Linked DNA regions of Homo sapiens: region 2 is linked to region 1. A link is a loop called in an ENCODE intact Hi-C map of the cell type or tissue named here. Cell type or tissue: dorsolateral prefrontal cortex. All regions are shown on one strand.

Region 1 (2,500 bases):
TCTGAGCCATCTGAGAGTGGCATTGGAGCAGCAGGTGACACCGTCCCTGACTTCCTACTTTGTTCTTGAGAGAAGTCCAGGCCAGTCTGAGAGTTTTGGGGTTTCTTGTTTTGAACAGAGGTCTTACGTGGTCATATGTGAACCTAATACTGTAGGGAAACCTGATTGGATCGGTGCCATCCCTCCTGGCTCGCATCAGATGGTATGCGCTGGCAGTGAGGGCACAGGTAGTCAGAGGAAGTAGCACCACCCCTTCTGCTGCCATGCTTGCTGTACCCCTGCTCCTCTTCCTTCGGGTCAGTGCCCACCAGCCCTGCCACTCTTCTGTGTGTGGATCAAGTGGGGCAGCCCTTACAGCCCTAGGACAACCTGACAGCAGTATATTTTCCTTTTCTCTCCTGCCAGAGTGAAATTGGGCTGGTGCCTTCCCACTTCTATGCTTGCCTCTAGGATGCCAGTAGGGCTGGGGAGAGGGGAGGGTCTTGGTTATTTTAAGTCTATTTATGCAATTTATTCACATGGTTTTTGGGGAGCTACCATTCTGCTTTTTCCTTTTTGTGGAAAAATGTTTTCAATTTGTCAAGCCGATTGTGTTTGCCCTCTTGGGGAGATGCCATTGCTGGCTACTGGCAAGGTATAGAATCGAAAAGGGTTATTTGGCTGAGAAACATCAACAAGTGTTTGCCGGAGAAAAGTCCGATTCTTTCCCTTACCTTTGTCTACTTGGTGGGTGAGCCAGGGCCCTATCTCCTGTGTGTTGGCTATGAGCTGAGTGCACTTGGGTAGACCAATACATGCACCAGCTAGGAGGAGCTTTCGCTGTGAGTAATGGAAGCCCAGTTGGCAGTGGCTTAAAGTGGAAGTGTATTCTTCCCATGAACAAGACACCAGGGGCAGCCATCCCAGGTGGTTATGGTAGCTTCGTGCCTCAGAGGGATCCAATCACTTCCTGTATTTTTTTTTTCTCCCCGAGACAGAGTCTCATTCTGACACCCAGGCTGGAGTGCAGTGGTGCGATCTCAGCTCACTGCAACCTCCGCCTCCTGGGTTCAAGTGATTCTCCTGCCTCAGCCTCCCCAGTAGCTGGGACTACCGGCGTGCACCACCACACCTGGCTAATTTTTATATTTTTAGTAGAGACAGGGTTTCACCATGTTGGCCAGGCTGGGACCTCCTGTCTTTTTGACTGGCAGTCCTCAGTGCAGCTCTCCTCGTGGTGGCAGAGGGCTGCTGTGCCTTCAGCCATCACATCAATTTTCCAGTCAGGAAGAAGGAAGGGCTGAGAGCCTTGTTCTAGTGAAGTTTTATTATTTTATATGGGTGTGGGAGGGACACTCTTCCCTGGGATTCTCGTTGGCAGAACTGTGTCGCAGGGCCACCTCTAGCTGCAAAAGGGGGGCTGGGATAGTGAGCAGTTTTACCTGGACACGTGACTGCCCCAAACAAAATCAGGATTATGTTATTAAAGAAGAGGGAAGAGGGACTGGATGCTGGTCAGGTGGCGAGGGCACTTTCCATAGCCTTGTGGCTTAGCGAAGCCCAGCGTCCGGACTCTGTTACACCTGGGCTCAGATGCCCCAGGTACTGTCTCTGTGACCCTGGACCCATTATTTAACCAAGCCTCAGTTTCCTCACATGTCAAATGGCACACCTCTCCTGGAGTTGTTAGCATGCTTTCATAATATGTGAGCAAAGCCTTCAGCACATGGTCTGGCAGATGGAAGGTGGTCAATACATTCTTGCCTTTCTGTTATGCCAAATTCCCCCAAAATGCACTAGGAGAGGAGCTACACGGGTGACTAATAGAGTCTAAAGGATAGAAGTGGGTAGTGATTTTCCACCATGGCAAAAAAGGGACAGCGAACAGAGTGCTTTTGAGTGCAGGAATGCTGGCTGTTACCAGGTTGCTAATGTTCTAACCCTCCACCTGGGTTGGCTTCAGGCTTCGGAGGCCCCTGAGTACACCCCTCCCCACCAGGTAGCCTTAATTCTAAAACAGACCTTCCAGATCCCACTAGTTGTTCTTTCCTAACTCTTAAGGTTAATTTGTGCTTGGAGAGGAGATACAGCTATTCAGGGCTGCTGTCTCTGGGCTTGCATTCTTGCTGATGCCAGGACTGGCTTGTTTCACTGACCTTGGGCTTGTGAGGCTAAGTGGGTAGGGAACCCTGGGTGCTTGGCTTCCTGCCCACTTGGGTGTGTTCTTAGCAGAGTCAAGTCACTCCCTGCCCCCTACACTTGGTGGCATCTCCTCCTTCCTTATCAAATCTTGGCGAGGCTTCTCTGGAGGATTCTGGTACTCTGTTCTTGGCTAGGACTTGGGTGGCTGGGCAGGGTGGCTTAGGGGTATTGCTGAGGAGAGTAGAGGTATGTGGCAAAGCCTTTTGCATGACACGTATCAGGTAACAAAGCTCTGAGGCCGCTGGGACTAGACACACTGGGAGTGACAGTCTCTGTGGAGTGGCTTCTACTGGGAGCCTTTGCCTCTGCGCTTGTGCCC
Region 2 (2,500 bases), 240 kb after region 1:
CCTTGAGTCTGAGCCCCAAGTCTTATACCCCTAAGGTGGAAGAAGTGGCCCAAGCATTGTCACTGGCCTTTATTAGATGCTGGGCATGAGGGACCCAGCCCTAGGCTCGGGGCTCCCCCTTTCTTGGCCGGCAACCCTGTGACCCCAGGCAAGTCCCTTCCCAGCAGACTTTGTTGGGGCAGTGGGGTGAGGGTGGAGTTTGGGGCGGTGGGCCCAAGACCAGGCTGGAGTTTGGATGGTGGCTTCTTAGCCTGGTCCCTCCTGTTGAATACAAAAAGTAGGGCCCATAATTGCATTAAGACGTGTATAATTATCCCAGAGGAGGGGAGAGCCCAGCCCCTGGTAATTGCAGGCCTGCTTTGAACTGATAAACGGTGAGTGATTCATGTTTTCTTTGGAGTTCACATGTGCTCAGCTCCCAGCCCCGGCCCCACTGCCACTGTGAGGAGCCTGTTTTCTGGCTCCCGGGTCTTCCTTGAGCTCTGAGGCGGGGGCGGGAGTGGGGACTCCTCCCCTGCTGTTCTTGGGGCGCTGTCCGGCAAAGGCAGCTGGCAGCCTGCTAGGAGCACCCTGCAGTTCCTGCTCTGGGATTCCAGCCAAAGCTCTTTGCTTCTGAGAGCCTCGGTTTCCCCACCTGAGCAGTGGGTGTGTGCTGTGCACACACTGGGCAGGGAGTGTGTGGGGAGTGAAACAGGAGTGAAGAAGCATGGGGGGCTGCCGCACCCAGACCTGGCTGGCCCTCCGCATACCCTTCATTCATTCGCTCACTCACGGGGATTTATTGAGTCTTCCTGGGTCCCTGGCTTGGCTTGGGGATGCAGTGGCAACCACCCAGAGCCAGGCCCTGCTCTCACAGGGCAGCCATTCTGGCCGGGAGAATGGGAGCAATAAGTAATAGAGACCCTTCACGAGTCCTGTGCTGCAGATGAGAACAGGGTGACTGAGCAGGGCGGGGAGTGGAGACAGGGGCACAGAGGCCTGGGGGAGGGGCAGGCAGCCCCACACTGCATGTGGGCACCAGGCACAGAGGCTGATGGGACTGTGCCCAGCTCCCTGGTAGACTTGGAGAAGGCATCCATCTTCAGGCCTCAGCTTCCCCATCTGTAAAATGGGGCCAGACCATACAAGGGGTGTCTGGGATGGTCTGTGCAAACTGGCTGGCTGAGGCTTGAACTCAAGACTCAGGACTCAGCCTTGCTGTAGCCGGCTCCAGCCAGGAGTGGGTGAGAGGCCCCAGCACATCAGGCACATCCAGGGCAGCAGGCCCTACTGACAACCAAGGGGGTGGCACTGCTGACTATGCCTTGTGGGCAGGTGTGCCCTTTCCTCTTTCATCCATGAGAAAAGAGCTTTCATGCCCCTTTTGCAAATGGGGAAACTGAGGCTAGGAAAAGGGAGTGTCCCCATCAGAGTCATCTGCCTACAGAGTAACAGGGTCTAGATTTAGCCCAGTGCTTGGCTGCCAGTTGCTAGGCAGGGTGTGGTGAGACTTTTCCAGAGGCAGTGGAGGCCAGGACAGGATATGGGGACTCCCGCCAGGATCTGGGCAGCGCTGACCTCGTGTGCAGGTCAGAAGAGTGGCCTTAGCCTCTGCATAGGGACCTGGCTGTAGGTGGTTGTGGGTGGAGGGAGCCGAGTACCCTGGCAATCCAGGAAGGAGGGGTGGGCATTTTGTGGAGTTTGGGGTGGAGTCAATGGACCTTGGTAGTGAGTGTGACCAGGAAGTGAGGGCCCGATGTGGAGCAAGGCAGGAGGGGGCCACACAGGTCTGGGTGGGTATGGGGTGCTGAGGCTGGGAAGGGGTCACTGTGGAGGGGTGGAGTGCAGGGAGCACCTGCCAGCCTTCCCTGTGGAGGAATTCCTCTTTCCTTGGAGTTGGGTGTGAGGCTGGGAGCAGGACTGGTGGCTTGGATAGAGTGCTGAGAGTCAGGGCTGGTGGGCCAGGGAGCCTGGGAAGGGGCCGTGTGGCGGGGCACCCGTCGGCTGGGGTGGGGATGTGGGTGGGACACATTGCCTGGCTTCTGGACTGCAGGTCTCAAGGTTTATCCAGCATGGGGCTTGGGGTCCCACCGAGAGCAGCCCAGGCTGCCACCTATCCACAGTGAGAACTGCTGCCTGTGTGGCCTGGGCCTCCATGTCCTCCGTGGTGCCTCTGCTGTGGGCTGTCAGGGCGTGTTCGGGGGAGAGGCAGGGCTGTGGAGGTGGGAGTGAGCACTAAAGCCCATCTATGTCAAGCTTCTGTAGGGGACGGTGGTGGAGTATGTCCCCACCAGCCTCAGGCAGGGAGCTGGTGCCCACCCTGGGAGTACAGAGCTGTGGGGAGGGTCCTGCTCCCCAGTGCATAGGGAGGCTCTGGGTGAAGGCTGCTCTCCAGGTTGGTGTCAGATGTTGGTGTCAGCTGGGGTCCCATTCCACACCTCAGGCCCTTGTCACCTGCCTTCCTGTTCCTGGCCTCCGCCAGTGATGGCAGGGCACAGGTGCCAACGGAGTGACCTCTTGC

The links. Hi-C counts contacts between places; a loop is a spot of excess contacts. Peaks named below come from ENCODE experiments on the same cell type or tissue, not always from the same donor. Only the 100,000 strongest peaks of a DNase experiment are listed, where the experiment ranks them.
Region 2: a loop joins it to region 1, with 6 times the contacts of the local background. A loop is called at or near these places in 93 of 110 quality-filtered maps.

The regions. Positions count from the first base shown.
Region 1 is chr3:126,743,736-126,746,235 of GRCh38, forward strand. The region is part of intron 4 of CHCHD6 (coiled-coil-helix-coiled-coil-helix domain containing 6); the gene reads left to right. Among named protein-coding and RNA genes, the nearest start is that of CHCHD6, 41 kb to the left of the region's middle. In dorsolateral prefrontal cortex, no CTCF peak of the experiment used is centred here; no DNase peak of the experiment used is centred here.
Region 2 is chr3:126,985,805-126,988,304 of GRCh38, forward strand. The region is part of intron 1 of PLXNA1 (plexin A1); the gene reads left to right. Among named protein-coding and RNA genes, the nearest start is that of PLXNA1, 3.9 kb to the left of the region's middle. In dorsolateral prefrontal cortex, no CTCF peak of the experiment used is centred here; no DNase peak of the experiment used is centred here; H3K27ac peaks cover 389 bases.